Linked DNA regions of Mus musculus: region 2 is linked to region 1. A link is a loop called in an ENCODE intact Hi-C map of the cell type or tissue named here. Cell type or tissue: gastrocnemius. All regions are shown on one strand. Each heading gives the region's core, and the rest is flanking DNA. Links, peaks and the distances in the headings are about the cores only.

Evidence for each region. A loop is a pair of places that touch in the nucleus more often than their neighbours do. Peaks named below come from ENCODE experiments on the same cell type or tissue, not always from the same donor. Only the 100,000 strongest peaks of a DNase experiment are listed, where the experiment ranks them.
Region 2: it touches region 1 in a loop (6-fold over the local background); 2 of 42 quality-filtered maps call a loop at or near these places.

What each region holds. Positions count from the first base shown.
Region 1 is chr1:162,611,415-162,627,103 of GRCm38, reverse strand. No RefSeq gene overlaps it. Among named protein-coding and RNA genes, the nearest start is that of Myoc, 20 kb to the left of the region's middle. In gastrocnemius, for the core only: a CTCF peak has its summit at 6,432 (motif pointing right); no DNase peak of the experiment used is centred there; H3K27ac peaks cover 1,264 bases.
Region 2 is chr1:162,459,156-162,474,844 of GRCm38, reverse strand. All of the region lies in intron 1 of Dnm3 (dynamin 3), which reads left to right. Among named protein-coding and RNA genes, the nearest start is that of Gm31985, 9.7 kb to the left of the region's middle. In gastrocnemius, for the core only: no CTCF peak of the experiment used is centred there; no DNase peak of the experiment used is centred there; H3K27ac peaks cover 473 bases.

The DNA of each region.
Region 1 (15,689 bases), core at 2,485-10,484:
AAGTTTTACTATATAGCTCTTGAGTGCCTGGAAACTCTCTGTGTAGAACAAACTGGTCTCCGAGCTTACAGAGCTATGCTTGCCTCTGCCTCCCAAGTGCTGGAATTAAAGTTATGCACCATCACATTGAGATTGTCATGTGGGTTTTAAAACGGCAATTCGGGGGCTGGAGAGAGGGCTCATCAGTTAGGTGCATTCCAGAAGACCCAGATATAATTCCCAGCACCCACATGAATGTTCACAAATGTCTGTAACGTCATTCCCAGGGGATCTGATGCCTTCTTCTGGCCTCCACCAGTACAGCGTGTATGTGGTGTACAAATATACATGATGCAGGCAAAAACATCCATGCATATAAACAAATAAGAAAAAGTGATCACTTTGGGACATGATCACATTAGGGTTTTTTTTATGGTTTCTCATCTTCTCTTCAAATTAGCATAGAAGCCTCTTCCTAAAGAATGGATACTTAATTCTTAACTTGAAAATATCTTTTCTCTGTGTGTTTTCCTCTCCATTGACTGTTCGCTCTATCTATCTATCTATCTATCCATCTATCTACTGAAATTAAAAATAAGGGAACGCCTTCTTCTCTTCATTCTTGTTTGTTGTTTGTTTGTTTGTTTGTTTTTGAGACAGGGTTTCTCTGTGTAGCCCTGGCTGTCCTGGAACTCACTTTGTAGACCAGGCTGGTCTTGAACTCAGAAATCTGCCTGCCTCTGCCTCCCAAGTGCTGGGATTAAAGGCGTGCACCACCACCACCTGGCTCTCTTCATTCTTTTTAAAACGATTTTTGAAACCTTTTTAGTGAGGTCAACATTGTGTACTCCAGTCCCACTCATCTTCCTGTCCCTTCCCTCTTAGGCCTGCCTGTCTGGTACCTCACTCATGTTTGTGTATTCTCTGTGCTGAGCCTCTTCTGTGCTTTCCCAGCACATGGCTGCTGGCTCCAGTTTCATTCCAGTCCCTTGTGATGTGAGCCTAGTTCAGTCTGCTTACTAACACTCTCTGTCTCCCAAACCATCTTTTTCAAGAAGCATCTCACTCAGCAGCCAAGCAGATGCCGTCAAGTGGCCACACTCGTTGGAGGTTGTCCTATAGGCTAAGCTGCTACCCTGGGCTGACACTTAACCCAGACCCAGCAAGTTATGCTGTGTAGAGGAGTCTGAGGACTAGAAATAGAACAGATGATGGATGGAGAAGCAAGGATTCCCTTAGGACAGCGGTTCTCAACCTTCCCAATGCTGTGACCCTTTAATACAGTTCCTCACGTTATTTCGTTGCTACTTCATATCTGTACTTTTGCTAGTGTTATGAATTGAACTGTAATGTAAATACCTGATATGTAAGTTATCTGATATTCGACCTTCAAAGGGGTTGTGATCCACAGGTGGAAAGACAGTGCCTTAAAGAGAGAGAGGGAGAGGGGGAGGGGAGGGGGGGAGGGGGAGAGAGAGATGTAGATTTGTCAGGAGGCATTCACTAACTCTAGTTCAGTGCTCTTAACCAGTCTCTTCTTCTTTGTGAGCTGGCATTTCTCACCCAAAAGCGGAAGTAGGGGTATATGTGGCATTCAGCCAACGCTTGTGCTCCTCTGTGACTGACTATCGTTGCCAAGGTTCTTGGTGACAGATGTGAGGTGGAAGGAGATAGAGAAGACAGAGACAACTTGCTGGCGATTTTTGCTCCCTTCTCAGCCACACAGCGGGTAAAAGAAAAACTGCATGTGCTGGTCAGAGAGCAGCCACGGGTAGAAGACATTTGATTTTTTTTTTTTTTCTGGAACTGTACTTCCTTTTACAATTTTCTATGATGAAATACTTCTCATGGTTTGCGTTTAAAAAGGAACAAATAAATACACCCTTTGCTATTAGAAAAAGACGTTGCATGGGGGCAAAGGGAGGAAAGGAACCATCAGGAAAAGCTGTTGTGATTGAGTGGGTTATCTGTCCCTATGCCTCATGTGTTTTCTTAGTCAGTGGATATTAACCGCTATTCCATCTCACAGCTATTCAATAAGGCTCTGAGAAGTACTCTGACGTTTTATAATGATTCACCATGTGTTGGAAGTTTATACGTTACCAATCGAGTACTTTCTCTCTTTGGTATGGACTCAGAGCCTGTCTTGACTTTTTATTATTATTATTACTATTATTATTAGATATTTTCTTTATTTACTTTTCAAGTGTTATCCCCTTTCCTAATTTTCCCTCCGAATGCTAACTAAATGCTGATACGCAGTAGAAGGGACTGAAGAGTGTGAGAAAGCCCATGTGCATGCATTAGGGAGCTACACATGGGAAGCCAGGTAGAGCTGCAGAGTAAAATGAATGTGTAAAAAAATTCAACAAAGCCTTTGGCTTTTGCAGAGGTTCGTGGATAGATAAAATATGGTTTTATCTAGTTCAGTGGTCTCTTACTTATACATATTTTTATAAGAATTGTATTAAGCTGCTTTAATTTTGAGACTTACGAGTGTTGTGCCCTGAGTCCACGGGAAACCCAGACGAGCCCAAGAATTGGGAAGTCTGCTGCAACTTGCAAAAGAGTCTTTTATTGTTTCAAGTTTGAACTCACCACATGAATGCTGGCAAGTGACCCTGAGTTCAGAAAACACTGGGCTTGTATACAGTATAGTTAAAAAAAGGGGAGCAGAGGGCTGTAAGCATTTGGTGGAAAGGTACTGAAGCAGGAGGGGGTTAATGGGTGTCTGTTCAGGGACTAATTTTATGGCTGTCATAACTGTCTGTGACCTGACCTCTGATTATCTTTTCTCCATGACTTAAACGTGAGGCCCTAGCCTTCCTTGAGCTTGTTATTTCTCTAAGGTCTCAAGGACAGACAAATGGAGAGTTCTGCTGCTTATCAGGAGGAGGGTTGGTTTTTGGAGACACAAAGGTGGAGAGGATGTCTCTAGCTGTCTCTTCAGAATGTCCTCATTAAAGGGGAGTTTTATAGATAGTGCCATTCTAACACTAGGGGAGGGGGAGGGGGCCCCAGGCAGGAGGATGCAGCACAGAAACCAGCTGTCTGCATATCGTGCTTGCCACAGGCTGGAGGGACAAAGGGAACTTCTGGCAGGGGGTGGGGGGCAGCAGGCAAACTGTACACAACACTGAAGTCTCTCTAGTATCAGTAATTCGGGGGTTACAACACGAGCAGACGAGAGATGGATAGCACTGACAATATCTCCCAGAGCAGGAAATTAAGTGACGTAGTTCATGCAGTGGTTAGAATGAGTGGTTAGTGTGTGTCTCCTCATGGATTCCCCACTCCCAATAAGCTGCCACTTCCCTCCTCTTCCACCTCACCAACACGATATATAAACAGTTTAAATGTTAGCTTGGATCAATATTAAATTTATACTGATTATAAGGTTATAAATATTTAACGTATTGCGCTTCTCTGCTTGGAGACTTAGTTTGTTGGGCTCCCGAGTGGTAAAATTACAGCTGCATGTTCATGCTAGACTAAATTATTCCTTTTTCTGCTCCCTTGAAGAGAAGATCTCTCTCACAAAGTTCGTTCTGGCCTTGAACTCACTTTGTAAATGAGAATGGCCTTGAGCTCCTCACTGCCTTGCCTATTCAAGCCCTGGGATTACAGATATATACCACCATATCTGCTGACATGTACCTGGGATAACAGGTATACATCACCATATCTGCTGACATATACCTGGGATAACAGGTATACATCACCATATCTGCTGACATATACCTGGGATAACAGGTATACATCACCATATCTGCTGACATACACCTTTAAAATTTGTTTTAGTTAATATTGAAAGATTGATAGTAATCTAATTATCATACAGATAATTAATATGAAGTTGTTTAAAGCAAATATTAAATAATTTATTTTAATTTCTTTTTTAGTATTGTAGACTTCTATTTGGTTCTTCCATTTTCCCTTTTTATTTCTCTTTATTTGGGGCCAGCATATTAATTAGAAAAGATACTCAGATGTCTCCACATCCTCTGCACACTCTCTGTCACTAAAAGTACTGGTCGACTGGCCATGCCTCAGTTTCTCCAGATCTAATATGCCTCGGAAAGTTCTTGTGAAGGTCAGATGTCACCACTAGAGCTTCGGGAAGGATCAGGGTCCTTCCTTTCCTACCTCACTTGCACTGGCAAACAGGATGAGAAAAGGCCCAGAATTCACTTCCCAAATGCTGTGGGATGGGTAGCAAGAGTTGAGAATTGCTCCTGTTTGAGGTTGTAGCTTTGAAAGATCCTGACAGAATGTAAAAGGTCACAGAAGCCCTGAAATTGGCAAAATAGATTTCATTGTTAGCAGAAGTAGCTTCACTGATTTAGAAAAATAGAGGTGCACAATGCTCTGGCCACTCCTTGAACCCATGTGTGTGCCCACTGCTGCACCTCACTGCCAGGTGTTTGTGATATTGGTTGCTAAGATAGAGTCAGAAAATCTCCCCAGCAACCACAGCTGGGGCCAATCCGGAGTTACTACACCTGCATTAGACTCTTTCCTTGTTTCCCTCCCATACCCATTTCTTGAGAAATCAATCATTTTACATTGTTTAGATCTGGAACCCCCCTACTCCCCCCTTTTCCTTTCCCCCCTGAGGACCTATAAAAACTGGGACCCTTCGAGGTTGACTCCTCTACCCCTGTGTGGGATATGAGTCGTCCCCAGAGCTCTGGCTTTCCCTGAATAAAGCCTCATGTGGTTTGCATCAAGCTTGGTCTCTCGTGAGTTCTTGGAGGTAGGCTATTATCCCGAGGTTTGAGGGGCTCCTCTCGGGGTCTTTCAGCGTAGTGAGGGAAAGACTGTCTAGCATGTACAAGATCCTAGGCTTTCTGATAAACTACCCACTATTTATTTGTGCCTTTGTAAACATTACTGGCTTCACACACACACACTTGATCATCCATAATATCAGGTGACCTGTGGCTCTCTCCATATTAGTCATAAAGAAATTCAGTTTCAGAGTTTCAAAGACATGTTGGTGTGTATTAAAGTTAAAATGGGAACAAGCAATTCACAGCTTGAGCTGTCTGAGTGACTTAAACCTTCCAGAGACAGCAGCAGCTCAGCATGACACGTATGGTAAAGGAAGACACATCACTTCTCTGGTGTGTTCACCAATTCATTTCCTCTCTTGGCTATTTAATTCTGCAGAGAATACAAAACCTCTCCCCCACAGCCATGAGACATAACAGGTTTTGGCAAAGTAGTTTTAATTAAGCATTATAACATATTTTGTTTTTGAACACAAATTGTGACCTTCCACTAGCAAAGTCAGGGGATGAGAGGCCTCCAAGGGAGGCAGGTGCACACATTCAAAGTCTGGCTTTAAGCGAGAACAGCTTGTTCTTTAAAAGTCTAGTTCTGGGAGGTTACATCTAATTCTCAGCGGGGGGAAATTGCCTTAACAGAAAAAAACTATCTTCTTTGTGGCTTTTTTGGCTTGTGCAAAAGCAGAAAACATCAGATGTGGAAAATCTGATGTCTTTATGTCACTGGCTCTGAGGCATCCTCCTGGGAATTACACACACTGTGGGTTATCTGTGGATAAGACTCAGGGCCAGCCAGCTCCTAATAAATCCAACCTCCTAGCTACTTTACTGTGCATCTAGCCTGTGCCAGAGAACTCGGATGATTTTAATACCTGCAACAGCAGGCCTGAAGTTAAAAGGTAAATCTGCTAAAAACAAAGTCAGACTCCAACAACATAGTACAGTTCAAATTAAGTAGTTTTGTTGTTGTTGTTGTTGTTGTTGTTGTTGTATATGGCAGTTGGCTCTCCACTTCCGGAATTCTGTCACACTCTTGTTGCAGCAATACTGGTGTTGCTGAATCTTTAGTTGTTTCTCTGACTTAGTTCAGATCGTCTTTCCTTCTGGTCTGTATTGATGTGTGTCCCATGCTCTTTGCAAATCCACGCATTTCTCATGATATCCTAAGATTACTTGGGGAATTCACTTTTGGTCATCAGCCTCTGAGATAGCCCTTAAAGATCCCATGCCACCCTGCTTCCAATACCTGTGCCCACTGTTAAGTTACCTCCCACAACACACCAGGGCTGTTGCACGACAGACATCACTGGCAGGAGTGATGGTGTGTCACCCTGTGATGGGGATGCAAGAGGCTGAGGCTTCTTCATCTAGCCTCAGGCTTTTCTCCTCTTGTTTGGTACGTCATGCATGGAGGGACCTGTCTAGCAATAAGGCAACAATATACCATCATCATTGAGCTTGGACGTGAGTCCTGCAATCCAGCTACCCTGACTGTAACCTCATGAGAGACCCCAAGCCAGAGCCAGAGCCATCTAATATAAGCCATTCTAGAATCTACAGGAACTAGTTGTTTTAATTAGCTAAGGTTTTGTTTGTTTGTTTTTTGTTTTGTTTTTTAAGATTTATTATGTGTACAGTGTTCTGCCTGCTTGTGCACCCGCAGGCCACAAGAGGGCACCAGATCTTATTACAGATGGTTCTGAGCCACCATGTGGTTGCTGGTAATTGAACTCAGGACCTTTGGAAGAGCGGTCAGAGCTCTTGATCTCTGAGCCATCCCTCCAGCCCCAGCTAAGTTTTGAAATTTAACAGTAGATAGAAATATATTGTCGATTCTTCTGTCATTACCTACAGCCTCCACATTTAATTTCCAGGTTGGAATTCCTATTTGCCCTGAAATCCTAGCTTTGTAAGTACCAGGATGGTGCTGCCCAAATCATTTATTTTTCTGATCACTACTCGTTTCCAACAGCTCTACTTAGTTATTTCCAAACCTACTCCTCCTTCAAAGTATCCTACCTACACCCTTTCCAATGAAATGACTGGGGCCTTTTTTGGTTCCTGGATAGAAATCGTGCAGTGCAGTAAGAGGCCCTTCAGTTCAGGATCTATGGTGTTAGACAACACAAATGGTAGCAACAGACAGATGGGAACAGCAGGCTGTGTTGTGTAGCTCTGGGGTCAGAGATCCTATGTCTTGGGGGTGAGGAGTGTTCTTAGGAAATTGGAACTTTCCATCTCTTGATAGCAGCTGGCATTATAGTTCCATGCTCTATGGTGTCTTGGCTGGTAAAGTGGTGGCAGCTGCAGCAGCTTTTTCAATCCCTGGGTCGCTGAAGCCTTCTTATAGTGATTTCCATTGGCCCTGCTGCCTGTTGCTGTTGCTTCTCCATTGCTCTGTTCCGCTGCTGGGTGTACAGCTCTATCTCTGCCGTTATTGAGGCCACCGGCAGTTCCCACAGATGTCCGTCTTCTGCAGCTGTCAAAGCTAGATCTACTTTTCTCTCCACTGCTTCTATGGCTCAGCTGATGGCCATTTGCTGTCTTCAGTGCCACGGCTTCTTTCTTCATCTTCCAGCTCAACCTACTCTGCTAAAAGAACCCAGGAAAAGAGGACATACGAGAAGCCTTTGGGGGAGTCTAATGTTGCCTGGGGGCAGCTTGGGGCAAGGATAAAAGATGTCCTGCACCACCCTTGACCCTAGGCTCTCTAAATACTCTGTAGATTTCAACTCAGAATGGTTTTGGCTTAGCACAGACCTTCCTTCTATGTCCTTGAGATGGTGACAAATGGCTCTCAAATTCTTCAGTCTTTCCTATACTTGCCTTATCTCTCAACTAAGTTGCAAGCCACTGTGATCCTTATATGTTGTGACAGATATTTCTCTGCTCTTCTGTACATTGCCCACAGCATGGTTCTCTGCTCCTTATCTGTTTTGACTTCACAGTGCCCTTGCAAGGCAGAGATTTTTACCTCCAGTGTTTTGGTGATGAAGCTGAGATGCAGAAATAACAAGAATTGTCCCAAGTTACATAATTAGGAAACTGTTAGTGGAGGCCTTTGGCCCATGTTTGTCCTCCTTCTTCTGCACCATGTACTGGTCTCGTCCATAGTTCTCAGCTTGGGGTGCAGTCAGGTGGTCGATAATGCATCCTTGAGCATCATGCTCCACTTAGTATATGTGACAAAGTGATAGATATGAGTGAAGAAAATGAAAAAGAAGGGCTGTAAATAGAAGTAATTACTACAGGACTACTACATTTTTAAAAAGGCATAAGAGATCATTTATTTTGAAGCCAAATATAAGTGACAGGGCCAGCAATACAGATTTGAGTTATTCCAAACTCAAGGTCCCTACTACATTAAAAATTATTTGTACATATGTATGTTTTTGTGTGAATATATGCCATGTGTGCTGTGTTTTATAAAAGCTAGGGATATTTTTGGTAGAGGTGCAATATGGTGCGGTGGGAGGGGGGCCTCAGCAGGCCCATACTGAGGCATTTCTTCCCCCTGAGGTACCAGCCATACGATGGGTCTAGTATAGAATAGACTTCATTTAGGGTCATGGAAAGGGGAGTTTAAAAGGGAATAGAGGCAGAGAAAGGAGAAAGAGAGGGCCCAGAGAAGGAGAGGAGATGAGAGGAGAGGAGAGGAGAGGAGAGGAGAGGAGAGAGAGGAGAGAGGAGAGAGAGGAGAGAGAGGAGAGGGGAGAGGGGAGAGGAGAGAGGAGAGAGGAGAGAGGAGAGAGGAGAGAGGAGAGAGGAGAGAGGAGAGAGGAGAAAGAGAAAGAGAAAGAGAAAGAGAAAGAGAAAGAGAAAGAGAAAGAAAGAGGAGAAAGAGAAAAGAGACAAGACTGGGCAGGAACATGTGGGGAGAGAGGAAGGAGGGGAAGGGGAGGGAGGGAAAAAGGGATTAGGGAGAGCAAAAGGAGTCAAAGAGAGAGCAAGGGACCAAGCAGCCCCTTATATAGCAAGCCAGGCCCACCTGGCTATTACCAGGTAACTGTTGGGCAGAGTCTAGAAGGAATGCCAACATTCCTCCATTTTGGTTTGATTTAAAAAGGAGAAACTAGAAAGAGGTAATGGTCAAGCGGGAATAGGGTTGCTGTGATCTTTAACTACTTCCTGCTGACTTTGGGGTGATGTGTAAACCTAAGAAAATAGAGATAGGGATGGGGATGTTGGTTCAGTCTTAGGAGAGTTGGCTGTTTTCTTGCTGTCCAGGGTCTGTGGAACTACCTGTGAGTATAAGGAGCAGGTTCAGAAGACGTGTCTGTAAGAGTAGGCTAGAACATCTGTGGGTTGCTTCTCTGGAGCTGTCCTGGATGCAGATTTTGAGTAAACACCTGGACTTGGCAAGATGCTGAAAAAACAGACATATATGTTTTTCTTAGGTGTACATTTGAAACCTTTAGGTCTTGGTGGTTGGGGTGTGGGGAGTCCCAATCCCAGGGAACAGGAGAGGAATTCCACCCTCACATCAGGTAGAGACTTAGGCTATTGATTGGCAGGTGCACTTATCCAGAGGGAGTCTGTTTGGTAGATCTAAGTGCATTTCTTGGAGTTTATAGGTTTATAAGAGAGATGAAGTTGGTAACAGCATGAACAGTCTTTAAGGTGAGCTTAGGAAAGACAAAAACCTTTTGTGGAGCAGAAGGAACAAGAAGGACTCTTTTTTTTTTTTTGTCTAGGAGACTGAATATATACAAATTTAGCATAGTGAGAAGCATTTTGAAGTATACAATTAAAATGTATACAATAAAAAACAGGAAACTTGAAAATCTGATGAACTTGTAAATATGATAATTGATCACATAGTTTAGCAGGAGAACACCTTAAGTCTGTGGTTAAAAGATAACTAATGGAAACTTAAAATTTGAACTTGTGATTATAAAACGTGGATCATATAGTGGAATGTTTTATTAAAGCTAGGCTAATTTATAAGAACTATTTTGGTTACTATTAGGACAGTGGTACAATAAGAGGAGAAAGTCTGAAGCATTTAGTCACTGGAAAGTGAGTTTAGATAAGGAAGTAGCAGACAGTTACATCTGTGAAAGGTTACATCTGAATTTGTGTATCCTTTATCGTGAAGCCTGTGAGTAAGGCAAACCTGTCTGTCTTTTTTATAAGAGATCTGGCAGTCTTAGCTAGTTAATAAATTGACTATTGAGCTAATAAGGTGATGTATTACCTTGGGATAAGGAGCTAGAGGTATCTTCTCTAGCCGTCAAGCTATAGTTAGCTTAGCTGTCAATATAAACAGAAATCTGTGAAGAATAAATTATAATCTAGATGTCATATATTAATTAAAATTACAGAAGTTAGTTTATAGTCCACTATCTAAACAGTCCCTGTTCTCTCCATCACAACTTGGATAGAGTCAGCCTAGCTGTCAGGCCCAGAAAATGAAAAGCTTTTTCCTGTGGAGTAAGAATATGGGAGAAATGACTCACCTTGTCATAGGCAATATGGGACATTTAACTCTCTGGGTATCCTCTGTCCACAATTTAGGCCAAGCCCTGGCAGCAGGCAAGGCAATGCAGTGGTGTTTCTCTGTGGTTATCATACCACAATCCAGGTAGTGTTGAAAGAATATAAAACTTGAGACCTGTGATTCATGTAATTTATGTCAAATAGCCCAAAGAGTTGTTTGTGAGCTTTGAAACCTGGGGCTGAGAACATAGCAGAACAGGCTAGGACATCCCCGGGAAGGCCCATAGTTAAGACATTCCTGAGGCTGCTTGGCCATAAAGATAAAGAGAATGACAAGTCCGACTGGCCCGGCGCCTCCCTATCTCCCGCCCTTCTGACCTAAGTTAAATGTTATCTGCATGTACAGTCTGCTGATGTTTAAATGGACCAATCATGTGAAACCGTGCCAATTCCTCCCCCATCCCCAGACCCTTTTCTATAAAAACCCCTAGCTTCCAAGCCTCGTGGTCGAATCCACTGTCTCCTGTGTGAGATACGTTTTGACCTGGAGCTCTGCTATTAAACTACCTCGTGTTTTTACATCAAGGCGTTCTGTTCTGTTCGTGATTCTTGGGTGCATGCTGAATCGGGAACAGAGTGGGGGTTTCCCCACTAGGTTCTTTCAGTGTCTTGTTGCTGTGCCCATATATTCTTAGAGACGTTAGGAGCAAAACTGTGAGCATTTGGGAGTCTCTGTCTGTCATAATAAGCTTAAATTTAAGCATATCTGAGTTAAACAATCTGTGCTTGTTTTTAATTACTTGTCCTAGATTGTATCTAGCAAATAAAGAGGGTATATTATAACCTAATGATAGTAAAAATAAGGCTAAAAATATCTTTAAGATAGTGATCTTTAACATTTTTATTGTTTTAAATCTTTAAATTAATATTAAAATTATTTACCAAGCCAGGATAGAAATTATATGAAAACCTTATCTTAAAAGTGTCTTTGGAGACCTTAAGTCAGATTGTTTGATAGAAAGAAGGCAGTGAGGTGGGAGCTGCCCATAACAAAGATGGTGGATAGTCATGAGACTGCCTTTAACCAAGATGGTAAAGAAGCTACAGTCAGCCATGTGACTGCCCTTAGCTAAGATGGCACTGAAGTGATAGCTTATGAAAAAAACCTTATCTGCCCATAACAAAGATGGCAGATAGTCACGAGCTTGCCTTTAACCAAGATGGTGCTGAAGCTATAGACAGCCATGTGACCACCCTTAGCTAAGATGGCACTGAAGTGACAGCACCTCCTGTGGAGGAAAGTCAGGTGTTATACCTTAGAATGGATCAGCAGAAGGTTGCTATATATCAGCAGAAACAAATGGACACATTTTGTCTGGTGGACAGTAGGTCTCACCACAGTCAGCCTCTGTTGCGTGACCCCTTCTCCTGGCATACCTATCTTAGAACTGGTAAGGATCAGAATGGAAGGAAATCAGAGATTAGAGATAAAATTTTCCCAAGAAGTAAAACTTTAAGACTGCCTGCTGAAGCAAACAGGGGGGTGGGGTGGGAGGGGGACTGCAGGAGCCCGAGAATTCAGTGACAGAGCAAATTAAGTCCAAAACAAGGTCTGGAGAGTGCAGTTAAAAGTCAAAGGGTAGGGAGCAAGCAGGGTGGGGAGGGAAGGAAAAAGGGGGTTGGGAGCAAAGGTGAGGGGAAAAGCCTACATAGAAATCTTTCCAGCTTAGGTCTGAAAGTTTCTTGTCTTTTGTTTTATTTTGTTTTTAAAGATTCGATAAGTGGCCATTTAGAGTAATTATCTATTGGGGCCAAATTTAGCCTGTGAATTAGGAAGCCTTTAAAACTGGAAGGCATCTCAGTAGTAGGGTGAAGGCATTCACTTTGAGTGACAGAGGCATCCCAGCGGGGTGCCTGGGGGTACAGAAGAAGGTGAGAGTAGAGGCTATTACTATCATCACTTTCTGCATCCCAAGCATAAGTCATAGCTAATAACGAGCAGCCAGGCGAGATTTACAAGGTCTTCACGAAATAGTAGATGAGCTGTGGACCAGCACCTAAGCTGTGGGGCCAGAGTCCAAGAGAGAATTTCGGTTTACCTGGGCCTAGGATATTCCAGCAGTGTGAGAGAGAAACAGAGAGAGAAACTGTCTTTGAAACCATCTCGAGGAGACTGACTGAGCTCACTCAAGTGTAGAGGTCCTAAAACAAGACTGTGGATATAGGAAACATATTAGTTCGCCGGCTTTTGGATGGAGAGTTCTAGCGATCCAATGGCTGGAAAGTCCACGTGGCAGGGGGAAATACGAACCTGTGCTGAGTTCATAAATCTGAGTCTTGGGAAATGTGAACCTGCAAGTTTCTAAATCTGAGTCATGGCACCAAATGTTGTATTTTATAAAAAGAGCAGGGTATGTTTTGTAGAACATGGTATGGTGAGGTGGGAGGGGTGCCTTGGTGGGCCCATGCTGAGACATCCCTTCCCTCTGAGGTACCAGCCATATTACGGGTTTATTTAGGGTATGGGAAGGGGAGTTGAGAAGGATGTATACACATACATACACACACACACACACACACACACACACACACACACACATACACACACATGAGAGAGGAGAGAGAGGAGACACACACAATGACTGGGAAATGAACTCAGATCCTGTAGGGAGTACAGCAAGTACTCCTAACCACTGAGCTGTCTCTCTAATTCCAGGCTATTACATTTTTTAAGATGGAAAAATTTTTAATGTGTTTATACACTAGGAGAAAGGAGCCAGTAGGCAGATATAGCAATAACAGTCGCCGGTATTTACTAGGCATATCCCTGTGCCAGGAGCCATGCAGACACTACCAGGATCACCTCCCTAAGCTTCCACAACATAGTCATCACTAAATATTAATATTCTCATAATACTTTACAGATGAGGGGAGTTAGCCTTTGTCCAAGATTATACAATGAGCAATGGTTTACAAACAGGAGTCTGAAACACCATGGCCCCAAATGCAAAGGCATAGACTCCTTTCTTGGGTGGAAGCCAAGCCTGTTTATGAGCACCCAGTAAATAAATAAATATATATGTGTATATACACCCATGTCAAAACTGGCAAAAATGAGATGGAATGGCTCTGACTTGTCCAAATTCTTTTTTAACTTACTGTAAAAATTATTTCTAAAAAACTTTTATATATTTTGACCATATTCTTTCCTCTCTTCCATAAATCCCCTAAGATTCTACCCAATTCATGTTTTGTCTAAAAACAAACAAGCAAAAAAACAAAAAACAAAACCCCAAATGACATCCAACAAACAAAACAAACCCTGAACCAAATAGACTAAGATCAAACCATAATAAGAACAACAAAAAGAATACAGTAAAACATGAAGTCTACTTTGTGTTGGCTGACTACTATTGAGCATGTTCCCTGCACGGAGGGTGGTTGATATACTCAATGACATTCCATTGGAGAAAACTCACTTTCCCTCTCCCACCAGATATCAGCTGCAAATAGCTTCATGGTTAGGGGTGGAACTTTGTACCTTCTCTGCTTGGATTTTGTGCAGGTTTTGTATATGGTGACTCGGTCTCTATGTGTTCATGTGTGCATCAGCCCTGTTGTGTTGGGAAGAAACTGTTTCCCTGCAGCACCTCTTGCTTTGACAATCTTTCTGCCTCCTTTTCCACCTAGGCTCCTGAGCCCTGAGGGGAGGGGTTTAGTAAACCCATTTAGTAAATGCCATTTAGGACTGAGTGTCCCAGTCTCTTGCTCTCTATCCAGCTGTGGGTCTCTGCGTTAGTTTTCATCTATTGCAAGAAGCAGCTTCTCTGATGGGGTTGAGTGATGCTCTGATCAATGTTGCCTAAACTCGTCACCTTCTATCTCTAAACAATAATATTCTGCAAACCATAGAAACAAACCATAATTGACATCTTAGAAGAAATACCTGAAACCCTAAGGGGGGAAAAAAAACCAATGACACTACTAAAAAAATGACAGGCTTTTGGGGAAAGTATTGAAGAATAGAACTCTCAATAGATTACAAGGACAACATCAAGGGGAATTAAAGGGCAGGAGATGTGCTAGCACAGAGGAACTCAGAGGTGAGTCAACAGCTCAGTAAGATGTGCCCTGTCAGTGGTTCTTCTTCTTGATAGGTTGGGTCTATTACAGGTCAGAAAGTTCCTTTATCCACTTTCCAAGACCAAAAAGAAAATGATACAGAGGAAAGCCTTGGGAGGTATTTGGGTCAGCAAAGTATAAGACACAGAGATTCCCAACTCAGTAGGGGATACTTTTCCTGATTAAATTTTTTGTATACTGAAAAATAAAGAGGACATTTGGATCTTAGCATGTATTCATAAGCCCAGTGTTGGGGAGGTGAGCCCACTCTGAAGGGTGAGTTCCAGGGCCAGCAAGAGACCTTGTCTCATGAAACAAAGAGACCAGAGGCTGTCCTCTGTCTCCACAGCTATGTACACATGTATTCCACCACCACACACATCTGGCCACAAATAAACACAAAGATAAACACAAAAGGAATATAAGATGCAATCCTATGATTTTTTTTTTTAATTAGGAGTTAGGATTACTGGAAAGGCAGTTACATGGAGTGCATGGCTGCTCTGAAGGCAAACATGGAACAAACAGAGTTATTTGGACATAGGATACTCAGCCTCTAAGGAAGGATAGCCAAATGGTAAAGCTTAATTCTTGAACTTAAAGGAAGAAGGCTCAGCTTTACGTGAGTGGTTATATTTAGGCCTTACTTCAAATACTTATTTATAGTAACCAAACTATTTGGGGGAAAAATAGAAAATTATGTCAGTATTTAAGCTTTTCATTGTTAAGTTATGCTTCTGCCTTCAGACCCATCTGGAGTAAGTTTACAAATGGGTTTGCTGGAAGATGCAAGGACCTAATATTTACTTTGCAGTATCAACTACAATCATAAGTTAAATGCAAAATAAGGAGGTATCAATCTCTTTGCAGCTACTTGTGCATTCAATTAATACAGGACAGAGAATATCTCAGCACAAATTTCTTTCAGAACTAATTAGAGTAAGGAAAATGGACAGAGGATGGAGATGCTGAGGACTATAGACCAGAGCGCCCTTAGCAAGAGACACAAAACCATGCCTGGCCTGAGGGAAGTCTTTAGGCTGTGATGACCTCCAACCCATCCATTTTACAAAACAAAGAAGGAAGAATCCATCCACTTCTGAAAAGTAGCTGGGTTAACATTTTAGCTGCACGCCTCTGAAAAGGCTATCCTCTCTTCCCCTATCCTAAAAAGCTATCCTAAGCTTCCCCTCCAGGAGGATAGGGCACGCTGTTCAGAATCCAAAGTCCACTGGCCACATTCTTGGGATACTAAGTGGCTCTAGAACGAGAGGCCTTGAAAGCTGATTAGTTTGGAAAAGGGTGAAGTGAGAGAAAGAGCAGCTCTTCAGCAAAATGAATGGCCTTCAAACATTAACA
Region 2 (15,689 bases), core at 4,079-12,078, 150 kb after region 1:
TGCTGAAGCAACGGATTTGCATATTAATGTGATATAGAGTGAGTAGCTAGATTGTTGTGATTGTTCAGGGCGAGCCTATATGCTGGCAGTGAGAAACTGCTTATGGTCTAATACCCAGAAAGTTAAACCCACGGGCTGAAGGTTCACGACCAGACTCTCATCTGTCCATTGGTCTGGTTTGTAAATGGAGTAATTGAATTTATTCAGCTGCTTTCTTATGTGTGTATTTATATGAACGTTCTTGCCCTCCCTTCCAGCTGAACTCAGGGCCTGGTGTAGGCAAGTGCTCCATCACTCGGCCACATTTTCAACTCATTTCCTCCCCCCGCCCCCCCCCCCATTGTAGCCTTGAATCACCCTGTATCCCAGGCAGGCGTTGAACCTGTGACTGTCCTCTTTCAGCAGTTATTGTAGCTGGGATTACAGGCCTGAGTCACCTGCACAAACAGAAAAGATTTGGAGGTCTGGCTCTAAATTTGTATATTTAGATTGTAGTAATGATAAAAATAATGGCTAATATTTACCGAGTGATTGCTACATCTTGGATGCTACCTCGGGTCCTTTTATATGAGTAATCTCATTTAATCCTCATAAAACTCTGAAGAGGTAGGCACACTTATTCATTTCATTTTACCTAATAGTAAATTAAAATGTAAGGCGCTCGAACAAGTCACTTGTGGCAAATTTGAATTAATGTAAAAACTTCAGGTCAACCTGAGATGTTTGAGCTCCTTAATCCAGTCTTCAAAACCTGTGTGCTGAACTGCCCTTCCACATGGAGGTTTATCAGTCCTTTTGGTTAATACTTGCAGTATCTTTCTTTTTGGTCTCATAACTCTGGGCACTCTATTGATATAATTTTATTTCCACTATGTTTTATTTCCACCTACTGTCTTAGAAGCGTTAATGAAAAGATACACATTTTTATTTACTAGACATTCCTGAAGATAGCTATGAAATGTAATTGAATTGTTTCCTTAAGTATGTGTTTAGAGTGCATATGACTTATTTATCGAGGTGCTAAGTGAAAACTGTACCAGCTGCTAATGTGCAAATGTTTTTAATGATACACTTGTTAGTAGCACTAGTTGCTCAGTGCTAATTATATAGGCAGAAGGTTTCATGTTATTTTATTTCAGTCTCAATGGTAAACAGGCCCCCAGTTCTGAACAAGTGGAGAAGAAGTTGTGGTTCCTGGAAACCAGATAAAAGATTTTTAAACACTGACTGTATGGGAGTTTATTTCAGTGTGAAACATTATGTATAAGGCTTATGAAGATGTTGGCTATCGTGTTTGAGGGGAACTGAGTCATTTGGTGATGTTGTTGGCTATGATCAGAGAATTAAACCTAAAGTTTATTCAGCTCAAGGACTAATGAACTCAACTTCTTGATGGATTTCATGAACATGCTTCAAAGTAAGAGTCCTCTAATTGTGATCAAGATTAAAACTTACTAAACCATTGAGGAGAAGGATTTTGTTAAAATATCAAAGCATGTAAGTTATTGGATTTTCAAAACAGAAATGGCTTTTAAGATTATAGTTATTAGGTTAATGGTTGCTAACAATTAAAGTGGGTTAACTATTGAAAATTATGCTTAGAAATCTCTAAGGAACTTATTCAGTAAAATATGAAAAATGTGAACTGTTTTTTATCTAATGAGTTGGTGGAACCTGAAATTATGAAGGCATTTGTGCTGAATCAGCATTATATAATGCCTTTTAAGGTTATCACAGGATCATAGCCAGTAAGATTTATTCACCACAACCAACATCCTTTATTTAAATACCAGTAATGTCCAAAAAAGATATGGCTCAGTGACCGAGTTTCAACAGAATATCTTTGTTTTGGTTTTACTTATAATTAACCAATGTTAAAAAAAAAGTTCTTAATGTCACAAAGAATGATGCCGAGGGATTGAGAAGATGGTTCAATGATTAAGAATGCTTGCTATGCAAGCTCCCACTGTATGGTATTAGGTATGGCCTTAGGTGACTGCAACCCCAGAAACAGATGGATCCCAGGAACTTGCTAGCCAGCCAAGCTAGTCAGAACAACAAGCATCAGGTTTAGTGAGAGATGCCATCTCGAAAAATAAGATGGAGAGCAATAGGAGAAGACACCAGACATCTTGCCTTCCTAGGCATGCATCTGCAACACTTGTCCTACCAACCATAAACCATCACCACTATACCACAACTAAAAATGTTGGGCAGGAAGTCTTCCATAATCTCAGAGGAATGGAAACAGTATCAGGCACACTAGAAAATAGGGTATTGGGCTTTCTATCAATTAGATATAATATTTGATTTATGTATTAGTATGCTTTCCATTGTTATAGCAAAAATGGTGGAGACTGGGTAATTTTATAAAGAGATGAGGTTTATTTAGTTCAAAGTTTTTAGAGGCTGGAGCCTCAACAGCGTTGTATGGTTCTGGTGAAGGCTTTATGGTGGGAGTGTGGGGGAAAGAGGTACAGGTCTCATGGCTAAGTGGGAAGCATGAGAGACAAGGGGGAGGGGGATGTTCTCGTATAACAACCGTCTTGGGAATTTATCCAAGTCCCACAGATGTGCATCAATTACTCCAGAGATCAAAGATGCCAATGATCTCAATCATCCTTCCCAAGGTCTCATAAAAGTTCTCCATTTCCTTAGCCCTGCTGATGGAATCCAAGCTTCTCAGACAAACCCTACCCACAACAGAGCAGCATGAGACTTTCTGTAGACCTCACCTTTTGCTGTGGCTAGTTAAATCATGAGGTTTTACTTATCATGATGGTCTCGTTTACTTTTAAGAGGACCAAAGGCAGTCAAGAAAAGGAGACTTTTCCCTCTCCGACCAGGGACAAATTAAGAGAGCTGAAAGCTAATGTACTGTATAGAGCAATCAAATTTAATATTCTATATTAAAACTTTAAATATTTAATATTCTATATGGACAGAGTTCTTCCATTTCCCCATCTAAGTCTACTTTTCAGGGTCTCATGTTATCAACATTGCTGTAAAAACCACAAATGATTATGAATACTACACATGTTTCAATATTTTTAAAGGGAAGGGCAGACCAACATTTGTTTAGGCCTTACTGAGTATGTAGGCCTGCACTCTTTGACAGAGTCCCCATATTTCTCAGTTCTTATGGTTTTCACATTCAAATGCCAATGGGGATAAAACTCAGAGACAGAGAGGAAGGTTATTTGTTTAGATAGCATGGCTAGTAAGCAGCCAAACCTTGACATAACCTTGGACAAGACTCTTACTGGAATCCTTGAGAAATACAGAAGTAACATTAATGAACATCTATTGAATGCTAATGCTAAGATTAGTGGGCATATAAGACATCCAGAAACTGATGTCTGTGTGTGTATGTGTGTGGGATATATAAAACACCCAGAAGTATATATATGTGTGTGTGTGTATGGATATATATGTATTAATATGTACATATATATATGTGTGTGTGTGCATGTGTGTGTATATGTGTGTGTATGAGGTATGCACACAGAGAGAACTGCCAAGCTCAAGCTCACCAGATGCCTCAGCAGGGAAAGGGGTGTGCTCTGTCAGCTTAATGGCCTGGCTATCCATAGAATCTACATAAATCTGCTCTCTGACTGTCACACAGTACCATGGCACATGAGCCCTCTCATTAGTAATTAGTAATTAAAATAAGAAAACTGACAGAATAAAGTATGAGACCATAATTTTCAAATGGATATATAAGAAAAAGGCTGTTAAATACACTGTCAATTAGCTGGGATAAAAATTTACAGCATATTGCTTTTTGAAATAAAGCGGCCCTCCCCAGGCTGCAGCTCTGAAATCGATCTAGGATTTAAGTGGAAAGCATGGAAAGCAGACAATGTATGGGTTTCAGTGTCACTTACGCTCAAGGCCACATGTACCAAAGTATCAATGTCAAGGCAGGGAGGTGGTGATCTGCGTCTCAGTGTCCAGCTTGACAACAAGCTATTGAATTTAGACTGTCTTTTTAATCACAAAGAGATACTGTACATTGAAGAGGGGAAGAGGAAAAAAGATACTGGAGAGATTAAAAATATGACTGAGGGTTGATGGGAGTCACATGCACAAGCACACACTTGTGCACACACACACACACACACACACACACACACACACACACACACACACACCACACTTCAGAGGCACTAATTCTGAAGAGGAATTCTATATTCTATTTTCTTATTTCAATATGAAGCACTTAGTTAAAATTTGGAAATAAATTGGATCCAAAAATGTGAGAGAAAATTTTCTATAGGCAAAACTAAAAACATTGTCTTGTTCAGACAGTATAAGAGGAAAGAGAAGAGGTTGACTTTAAATAGTGTATATTGCTGGGTGTGGTGGCCTTTAATCCCAGCACTCCAGAGTCAGAGGCAGGTGGATCTTTGTGCAAATTTGGGGCCAGCCTAGCCTTCATATGAAGTTCCAGATTAACCTTAAGTACAGAGTGAGACCGTGTCTTAATATATAAAGTTAAAAAAGTGTATTTTTTCAGAAACCATTTTCAACAAATGAGAGTGTTTATAAATAGTATGCTAATGGCACTTTGCACATCTATGGCTGTGAAAAGTCTAACTTTTCTTCCTTTACCAGAAGCAAGAACTTTGGCATCAAACAAGATTGATGAAAGAAACCTCCCTCTGGTTTAATTTACACTCATTTCTTGGCGTTAGATACAGAGAACCCAAGAGATTTGTCCAAGGTCAGGAAAAGTCAGAGAGCTGGCTTTGGAACTTGATGTTCGGAACTCCTGGCCTTGGGTTTGGTTTCATTGTCTGCTCTCCCTCCTCTTATTGTTTTTGAGAGCCCCCCCCCTCACCCCCACACAGCCTGCCTGCTCCTTTTCCCACCCCTTAGTGGTACTGGTATTGGAGCAGACCTTCTTGACACTTCCCTGAATTATTCTTCTTGCACCAACAGTACACTGTTGTCCCCCACCCCCCACCCATACAGGATGGTAGGTGGAGACTGGGAAGGGAGTTCCTCTCAGATTTAGACCAGATAATTTTCTGAGATGGTAACCCCCTGAGTAAAGTATGAGATTCAGAAGGTCCAAGTGACACACTAGAGTGACACACTAGAGTGACACACTAGAGGTATTGTTGAGGTGGGCATCAGCTAGAAAGCTGAGCCTGTCATAGTCACTGACTTTTCTCAAATCAAGGCATGCTTCTGAAAAATTGCATATAAAGAAACAATAAGGCCCCAAATGACACTCCTTAAAGAAAGGGTTGTGTTTCTAGGTTAAAACCAAATGCAATTGTGTAGCCAATGACATCCTTCAGTTTGCCTGGTTCATAGTCTTGCTTTTATTGTCTTTGCAGTCTTCAAGTGAACTGAGAGGCATTAAGGACCATCAATATCATTATATAAGTTATTTGAATTGTCAGTTTTAAACAAACATCAATATTGTTTTAAGTCTTTTATGTTGAGCAAAGATCTCTATTTCCAGGTCCTGAATGGGTCCATCGCTGATTCCTTACGACAGCATGTCATGTCTCTGCCTTAAGGAAATGATGGAGCTATGAGTTGCATATTTAGGTATATTAGAAATAGGGTTTCTGAAGTATCCCTTTTTCTACTGTGTTTCTGTGGCCTGGAATAGACAAAAAAGATAGATATACTTAAATAAGTAAGTTGATAGGTGCCTATCCTAGTTAGGGTTACCATTGCTTCAGCAAAGCACCATGCCTGGAGAAGAAAGGGTTTATTTGGCTTATTACCTCCACAGTACTGTTCATCATCAAAGGAAGTCAGGGCAGGAAAACTCAAACATGGGAGGAACCTGGAGGCAGGAGCTGATGAAGAGGCCTTGGAGAGGTGCTGCTTACTGTCTTGCTCCCCATTGCTTGCTTAGCCTGTTTTCTTATAGAGATAGCACTACCTACAATGAGCAGAGCCCGCCCTCAGCCACCACTAGTTTTTTTTTTTTTTTTTTTTTTAAATGCTCTTCAGGCTTGCCTACAGCCTAATCTTACAGAGGATTTTCCTTAATTGAGGTTTTTTTTTTCCCCCTCTCAGATAACTTTAGCTTTTGTTTAAGTTCACCTAAAACCATCCAGCACAATGACCAATCTTTCTTATGGTTGGTGGTTTTCCTTTAGAGACCCTCAGAGAGCAGCTCTTGAAAAGGAGTCATCCCATTACGGTGATCAGGCTTGTGCTTGGCTGACTGAGTGGGCATCCCATCTCTGACTTTCACAGTATATAAACCTCTTTGGGCTTTAGCTTACACATTTACTTCATATTTGGGGTGTGTGTGTGTTACAAAATTACAGTTGTATTAAAGTGCACTTTTAAAAAGATCGGCTAACTTGTGCACATTTGACTCCCTGAGAGAGACGGTTATTCACATGCAGCAGTATTACAGTGCAACCATTTTCTCTCAATAGATACAGAGAAACTGAATTTAGATTACTTCTCCCTTCCAGCAGTTTCAAAGAGCCTTTTTGTTTATTAATTCATTAATCTTTTTATGTTCCCTGAGAGAGTAGTAAAGCATATTTTGCTAATTTAATTTATAAATGAAAAGTATTAAGTTGAAGAAGAAATCAAGTGACGCACAAGGAGTCTCAAGGTAAGTCCTAGAGACGATGAATGCAATAGAAACAGAAATAGTACAATGAATTTTGCAGGCATTCTTAGCCATTCTAGAGAATAGGTTTTTGTTTTTGTTTTTAATCACCTTAAACGTTCTTTATTTTGTGTGTGCATGCACACGTAGGTATGTTGGTGCTCACGCCACCTAGGTCAGAGGACAACTTGTGCAGTTGGTTTTCTTTTCCCACCATGTGGTTCCCAGAGATGGGCCTCAGGCTTTACGGGTTGATAGCAGGCTCCTTTGCCCAATGCGCCATCTTGCTGGCCAGGGAATAGGTTTAAGGGACACATTTGATTCTATTATATGACCCACATCATTTTTAGGGTGTACTTTTGTTTGGAAATGTTAGCTCTGTCTCTCTGTCTCTCTGTCTCTGTCTCTCTCTCACACACACATACACACAGAACACAAATACACACACACACACACACACACACACACACACACACACACACAGAGAGAGAGAGAGAGAGAGAGAGAGAGAGAGAGAGAGAGAGAGAGAATGCTAGAAGTCTGTCTACTATGAGAATTAGGAGTGTGTTTGTGGGTTTGGTTTATCATGGTGGCAGGTCCTTCCCGGGTATGTGTAAGGTGAGGTAGCATGTTGGCGACATCCACTGCTGCCCTGTCTTCCTCGGGACTTGCCTCCAGTGTCCTTGTGCCTAGGTCTCTGCAGAGTTCGCACTATGTGATTGGTTTCCTGTCGATTTTCCCAATTATTTACAGCTTCCTGTATACCTGTTATTTTTTGTAATGTGATGCTGGCGAACAGCAGGAATTAAATGATTGTTTTAGCTACATGATCCTTTACAAGCCATTTATCTAAGCTGAAATAGACTCTCCGTTTACAAAAAAAAAATGTTTGTGAGTGAGTGAGGGGAGCATGGAACTAGATCTGAGCTCTTCAAATTATGTGATGAGTAGCGGTTGGTTTTCCACTGCTGTGATATCACATCCTGACAAAGGCAACCTACCAGAGAAAAGGGGGCTTGTTTGCGCTCACAGCTTGATCCATCATGGCAGAGAAGCCATGGCAACGGGAGCTTTTGAAAGCTGGTCACATTGTAACTACAGCTTGGCTAGTCTTTTGGTTTTTATGCAGCCCAGTACACAAGTCCAGGGAGCTGTTTTCTTCTAGGGTGGGTCTTCCCACCACAGTTAAAGCCATCAAGATGATTCCCTCATAGATGTACCTGAAGGCTTGTCTCCTAGATAACTCCAGATCCTGTCTTAGCCACAAAGGTTACAACCTATTAGTGGGCCACGGTGTCTAAGTAGCTGGTTATGATAGCCTTAAATAGACACCCATTACATTTTAGGTAGCAATGGCAGATATTTGTAAACATAGGCCAGGCAGCGTTAGCCTGTACTCTTGTTCTTCTTAAAGCTGTTGAATATGTCTGCAGCACTTTAAAGCTAACTCTCCTCTAGACCCTTGGCCATTCTGCATTTAAATGGATGAATTTATCTTTTCCTTATAGTAGACACACTTCCCATTACACAACACTGTCCTATGAAGACTAATTAAAACAGAGATCATTTTAGTGTGGTGAAAAAGTAGAATATGTCTGTAATAAAATTCAGCCATTCTAAATGAATACGTAATAAAAATTGCCCTTTGTCCACTGAGACTTCTTAAGATCTATCATTTACCTTTGTGACTGCCAGATTGCTTCTAGGCTCATGTTTTCCTTGTATGTTCACACATGTATGTGTGCGCACATGTGGGAAGACCAAAGTCCAGTGTCCAGCATCCTTTAAAATTCATTTTACATACGTGAGTACACCGTCACTCTCTCCAGGCACACCGGAAGAGGGCATCAGATCCCATTACAGGTGGTGGTTGTGAGCCACCATGTGGTTGCTGGGAATTGAACCCAGGACCTCTGGAAGAGCAGCAGTCAGTGCTCCTAATCGCCAAGCCATCTCTCCAGCCCTTGAGTGTCTTTCTTAATTGCTTTCCTTCTTAATTTTTGAGTGAGGGTCTCTCTCAGAACCTAGAGCTCACTGATGTGACTGGATAGCCAATGAGATTCAGGGGTCTTGCAGTCTCCACCTCCCTAACACTGTTTACGTCTAAACTCAGGTTCTTATGCTTGTCTGGCAAGCACTTTCCTGGCTGAGCTCTTTCTCCAGCCTGGAGTTTATATTCACATTATGTGAAATTTAATTTTGAGGGCAGAGAGATTTTAATACACTTGGTTGTAGGTAGCTGACAAATACAATGGCGAGTTCTGCTTAAAAGCTGGTAGTGGATGGGTTAGTTTGGCAGCTGAGTGCCTTCTTTAAGAGTCGTGTTTTGAAAGTCCACTCACTGTATTTCAGAATGGGGGGAGGCTGTATGGGTGTACAGAAAGTTGGTACCCAGTAGACTCTGATACGCATGGCAACTGCTATTATTTGGGTAAACAAATGTGATGGAATCTTCATTATCGACTTGATAGGATTGAGAACCACCGAAGAGACGTGCTTCTAGGCATCCCTCAGCGTTTGTCTCCAGAGATGCTTAGCTGAGAAGGGCAGCAAGGCACTATTCTATGGAGTTCACACTAGATGAAAACAAGGAGGTGAGGGGGATGCAGGCATCCATCTCTCTCTGTTTCCTTGCTGCAGACACAGCCTGGTCAACTGCCCATGCTCTTGCTCTCACACCTTCCTGGTGGTGATGGACTGTACTCCCAAACTCTGAGCCGTAACGAACAAATCTTTATATCCTTGTCACTTCTATAGGATCTAAGAAAGATTTCATGAGAAGGGCTGTGATTTAAGATGCATATCAAAGAGTATGAATCTGATAAATCAAGATGGGGCCAGTGGCACCAGGTGAGAATGCTTTTATGGAACAGAGACCTCTCCATCCAGCCTGGATGGGAATGGTGGGAGATACCTGGCAGAATGAACTGGGTCCCATTTTTGGTTAAGAAACCAGTCCTTAACCCAAGAAACAGTGAGACCTATGAATACTTGGGGGGGGGTGCAATGGGGCCAGGTTTTAGGGAGATTAAGATGACCACACACTGTATCCTGCACAGATGAAAGATGTACCAGGGGCACTGCTGAAAATTGACCAATATAATGGTGATGGAGGTGTGAGCTTGTAACTTTCTTTCTTTAATAGAAATAGAAAAAAGATCATTTCAGGGATAGCCTATGATTAACGAGGAAAGCTCAGAGACAGGAACCCCAAATAATTTTAAACGTTGACTGGGCCCTGCAGTTGGTGTAATTTATTTAGATAAGTATCTGTGCTGAAGGAAGGGATGCATCCTCCCTCTGCTTCCAACTAATTGAGTCTCTCACTGCACCTGGGCCCTGTGGCACAGTCCAATTAATAATCCCAGCAATTCTGGAAATAGCAGACTAGGGATTACAAAGTCGGGTCAGCTTGGTTTATATAGTGAGTCAAGGCTTTTCCTGTCTCAAAATTAAACAAAGAAAGAAAGAAGAGAAGAGAAAAGAAAAGAAATAAAAGAAGAGAAAGAACATGCCTGGGTCTATAGCTCAGTGTTGAGTCATTTGCTTAGCATGCCTGAGGTTGATCCCAGTAGTAAAAGATAAATAAATATTTGACTCCATTCCAGATCCAGGGTCATCCATGAAGCTCCCCATCTGACCACCCTGGCTGTATTGATTGTGATCTCCAACAATCCTCCCCTACTCGTTGCTCACAGTGTTCAGCAGTTGACTGTTTCCATGTGTTAGCTCAATATCAGTTCTGGGACACTGAGGTGGACTGAAGACCTTTTGTTAGCATTCTACACAGAATTTTGTATCTTGGATACTATTATTTTAGGTACGGTGATAGACTGGCTGTTTGAACCCGCTAGAACTCATACAGACATCAGAATCTGCAATGTGACTGTGTTGGAGACTGGTCCGCAAGGAAGTAGTTAAGAGGTCATACACGTGGGGTCTTGTGCTAAAAGGATTAGTGACCCTAAGATGGTGATTCTCAGCCTTCCTAATGCCATGAGCTTTTAATAAAGTTGTTCATGTTGTGTTGATCTCCGACCATAAAATTATTTTGTTGCTACTCATAAGTAATTTTACTACTGTTATGAATCATAATGAAAATATCTGCTATGCAGATGGTCTTAGATGACCTCGCCCAAGGGATCTCTACCCACATGTTGAGAACCACTGCCTTAAAAGGTGAGGCATCAGAGACTCCCTTTGCTTCTGTGGGCCCAGGAAGACAAGGTCCAGAAGAAAGCAGTCGTCAATAAGCCAGGAAGAGTGCCTTGACCTTGCTCTTAGATTTCTAGCCTCCACAATAGTCAAGAAATAAATTAGTGTTGTTTGCGCTACTGTGCCTGCGGCGCTTTGTTACGGAACCCTGAGCAGACTAATGCAGCTACTTAATTCTTTTTGAGTTCTCGCTAGTTAAACTGGTGAAGCGACTTAGATGGATTGGTACTGAGAGCCGGGATCCTGGCTTTCAGGAAGAGCTCTGGTTTTTTCACAAGAAAATTGGCTCATGAACCCTTGCTCTTGACAAACTAAAGCCCTTAGTCTGTGTTCTATAGAGTCATCCCTTCTCTGGCCTGAACTTCCCTCTCCTTTTTTGGGATGATACAGACATACCTCGGAGTGTACTGTTTTAGCCTCTTCCTGCTTCAGTTGTTGGCTTAGCTTTACACCCCCCCCCCCCATTACAGCATCCACACCGATTTGATTGACAGGGGAAAGTCCATTCCAGGACTCCCTCCCCCAAGGCCAGTATATATATGTGTGTGTGTGTGTGTGTGTGTGTGTGTGTGTGTGTAAGATTTAACCAAGGATCTTATCAATTAAAGGTTCCTGGGCTCCCCCCATGGAGCCTGGTGTACCGGCTCTGGAACAAGCCGGAGCAAGCTGTATTTTTCCAGAGCTCTCTTTGGAAGTGCCCCTGGTAAACAGCCAGTTATGAGAGCTGCTAACCACCATTTCTGTAATTCTCATGATTTCTACAGCTGTGGATAGGCAAGACAATATATCTTTTCCTCCCAATTTTCACACCAAAATGGCCCCTGTTAGGGCCACTGATCATCTATAGTAACCTGATTTCCAAATGTGTCTGTGCCTAATTATGAGTACCTATTGACTGAGTCAAAGTGACATCAATGACCTTCTGAACTATAGTTATGGACTGATAATGACTTCGCTATGTGTAATCCTCCAATCTAGCCTCCACACAGTCATACACGATTGAAATGTACCATAGTTTGTATCTGGAGTGTCCTATGGTGGCCTGTGTATTCAAGTCTTGGTGGTGTTAAAGCCTGGGCACTATTGGGAGGCGGAACCTTTAGGATGTGAGGCCTTATAGAAGAAGCTGAGTCACTGGTGGCAAACCTTGGGTGGGGTATGTCTTAGTTACTTTTATGTGGCTGTCATAAAACAGCATGAACAAGGCACTCTAGAAAAGACAGCATGTAACTGGGTTCATGGCTCTAGAAGGTTAGAGTCCATGATGATACAGGGAAGGCACAGCAGCAGGAACAATTGAAAGCTTACACCTTGAATTGAAAGCAGTCGTCAGAGTGCATGGGAATGGGGGACGCTTATGAAGTCTCAGCTCTCGATCCTGTGACACAACAAGGCCATACCTCCTAATCCTTCCCAAATAGTTCCACCAACTAGGGATCAATTATTCAAACATATGAGCCTATGGGGGTGGCATCTTAGTTATGGCTAATGTCGCTGTGTTGAAATACCATGACCAAAAGCAGCTTAGATAGGAAAGGGTTGGTTTGTCTTACATATCTTGAATCACAGTCTGTTGAGAGAACCTGTCTTAGGGTTTTACTACTGTGAATAGACATCATGACCAAGGCAACTCTTATAAGGACAACATTTAATTGGGGCTGGCTTACAGGTTCAAAGACTCAGTCCAGTATCATCAAGGTGGGAATATGGCAGCATCCAGGCAGGATGAGAGTTCTATATCTTCATCTGAAGGCTGCTAACAGAACTCTGACTTCCAGGAAGCCAGGAAGAGGGTATTAAAGCCCACACCCACAGTGACAACCTACTCCAACAAGGCCACCCCTCCTAATAGCCACTCCCACGCCCAAGAATATACAAACCATCACAGAAGCCAAGGCAGGGCAGGAACCTGGAGGCAGGAGCTAAAGAGGCCATGTAGGAGTGCTGTTTACTGGCTTGTTCCCCTGGCATGCTCAGCCTGCTTTCTTACAGAACCCAGGACCACCAGCCCATGGATGGCACCACCCACAATGGTCTGGGCCCTCTCACATCAATCACCAATTAAGAAAATGCCCTACAGGCTCACCTACAACCCAATCCTATGGATGCATTTTCTTGATTGAGGTTCTCTCCTCTCAGATGACTATAGCTCAGGTCAAGTTGACATAAAAACTAGCCAACACTGGGAGGTACTCTCATTCAAACTGCCACAGGCTATCTATTTTTTGTTTTGTTTTGTTTTGTTTCCTGGTCATCATGAGATGAACAGTTTTTTTTTTCTTTTGCTAGGATATGTTGCCTTGACACAGGTCCCCAAAGCAATGGGGCCAAGTGACCATGGACAGAAACTTTGGAAATGTGAGCCAAGGCAAACCTATCCTCCACGACATTGATTTGTATTGGACATTTTGTTCATAGTGGTGAAAAGCTACGTGACACAGTAAGACACTCAAATCAAGTGACACTACTGTATTTAGATATCGAGTCTCTTGGCGTATCATATAAGGCCTCAAGTAGCTCAGTCCCTTCATGGTTATCTGCTGGTATTCTTGAACAGTTACACCCTGAGCACACTCACCAGCTCCATTGCTTTTATTCATGTGGAGGACCTCTTTATAGGAATAACATAAGGGTCCTGGCCAATTCCTCCTCTACTTAACTCAAATCTTCTTTTCTCTAGGAAGCCTCAGGGGCCTCTCACACACTGTCTGGGTACTTTGTCTGTCTCCTGGACACCTGGAATTCTCTCTGTGCTTCTTTAACATTATACTTACCATATTGCATCAAATTATGTTTATTGCTTCTACTACTAAACTGTAAATTCCTTAAGGGTAGAATCTCTCATATTTGTTTATCTTCGTTTCCAGTGCCTGGTAACTTCTAAATAAATACTGATGGAATTAACCAACAAGCAGCATAAAGAGGTTTCATGTTTTATGACACTTGACTTCTTTGCAATGCATGATTTGGTCATTTGGGCATTCTCTGAGCTTCAGTTCCTGTCTTAAGCATGAGAAAGACTCCAATAAGAAAACAGGGACGTGTGTGTGTGTGTGTGTGTGTGTGTGTGTGTGTGTGTGTATGTGTTTAAAATCTGGGTGTTTTCTATCTAACAGAGACCTCAAGTTATCAAGTAACTGGGCACTAAGAACTGGCATAGATGTCTCAAGAACACTGACTGGGATAAAGTAGAGTGTGAAAGGAAGGGAGATAGAGATTTTCCCGGAAAGCTACAATTGGGTGACACTTCAGTTGGAGGACAAGGACTCAGCCACAAGAAGACTGAGGAGTGACAACTGGTTCCATGAGAAGGAGGTTCCATGTGGCAAACTTCTGCAGTGTCTCAGAACTGAGTGTTGGTGAAACTTAACTCACCATGACTGAAGCCAGAGAGGTGGGAGAAACATGGCAGGGAAAGGTGGCAGAAGGGAGTTAGTAGGCTTTATTGGAGCCCAGATAGGGTTAGGGTTTATCCAGAGCACCGTGATAAGGTGCAAAAGGGAGGGTTTTAATCAGGACAATGACATAATCTGATTTACATTCTAGAAAGGGCACACTAGGTCATTGAGGATTGCAGCAGCTGTGGACCCTGAGGTGCCACTGTAGTTAACGTGCCTGAGAAAACAGAATTGTGGTTGTACATAATTTTAATAACTTCATGCCTGCAGTTAGAAGCAATAGATTTAGTTATTGCAAAACAAGAGTGTGATTTGGCACATCAAGCTTCTTTTCCACTGTAGACTTTATAAGCATTCAGTATCAACCAACCATGTGGTTTTTTTTTTTTTTTTTTTTTTTTTTTATGAATGATACATGTTGGTAAAGACCTATGGAAAATGAAATCCTTACAAACTGCTGTTTGGAACAATGGAATTTTGTAGAGGGTTCTGTATTTGGTTGGAGGTTCTTGTTTGATTGTGGGAATGATCCAGAAGGGGAAGATATAAATACAAGAGGGGAGGGTAGCAGAAAGAACAGAGTGTGATGGGATGCAATTCAGGGCTTCAGTGAAGGGATGGCTCATCCACAGGGCCTGAAAGGCATAGGTTGTTGAGCTGTCTGTGAGGTGGCAGTGTGTGTGTGTGTGTGTGTGTGTGTGTGTGTGTGTGTGTGTGTGTGGTGTGCAGGGAAGCTTCAGTTTGAGCAGGAGACAGGGAAGGAGAAAAAGGTAAAGTTCAAAGCATACTATGATGTTCAAGGAAATGAAAATGTGGGCCGTAGAAAAAAACTGTTGAAAGCTATGTGAGATTGTTCCTTTTCTAAGAAAAAAAAAATTCACTAGTCTTTCTGAAATGTAGGCTATATTAGACGGGCTTTTTATAGAAGAAGAGACCTAATAGAATGTATGGATGTTTGTGTATGTGCTTGCGTTTGTGTGTGTGTTTATGTGTGTGTGAATCAAATATATGTGTATAGATCCACATTTACATGCAACACACATGCGTGCATACACACACATAATCAAAGAGGATCTACTAGATTGGCTTCATTACACAATCACAGTCAGGGCTGGGTGCTACACCATAGGTTTTCTGCACAATGGAGGGATAAAAACCCAGTAGCTGCTTAGTCCTAGGTGCTGGATGCTTCTTCAGTCTCCACCTAGTACTGAAGGCCCAGAGCTCTATGGAAAGCCATTGATCTTCAGTCCATGTTGGGCAGTTAGGGAAGCTAGAGTCTGTTAACAAAGTATGGCAGTCACAGATATACTTTTTGTTTGTTTGTTTGTTTTTTGTTTTTTTAGACAGGGTTCCTCTGTGCAGCCCTGGCTGTCCTAGAACTCACTCTGTAGACCAAGATGGCCTCAAACTCAGAAATCTGCCTGCCTCTGCCTCCCAAGTGCTGGATTAAAGGCGTGTGCCACCACTGCCTG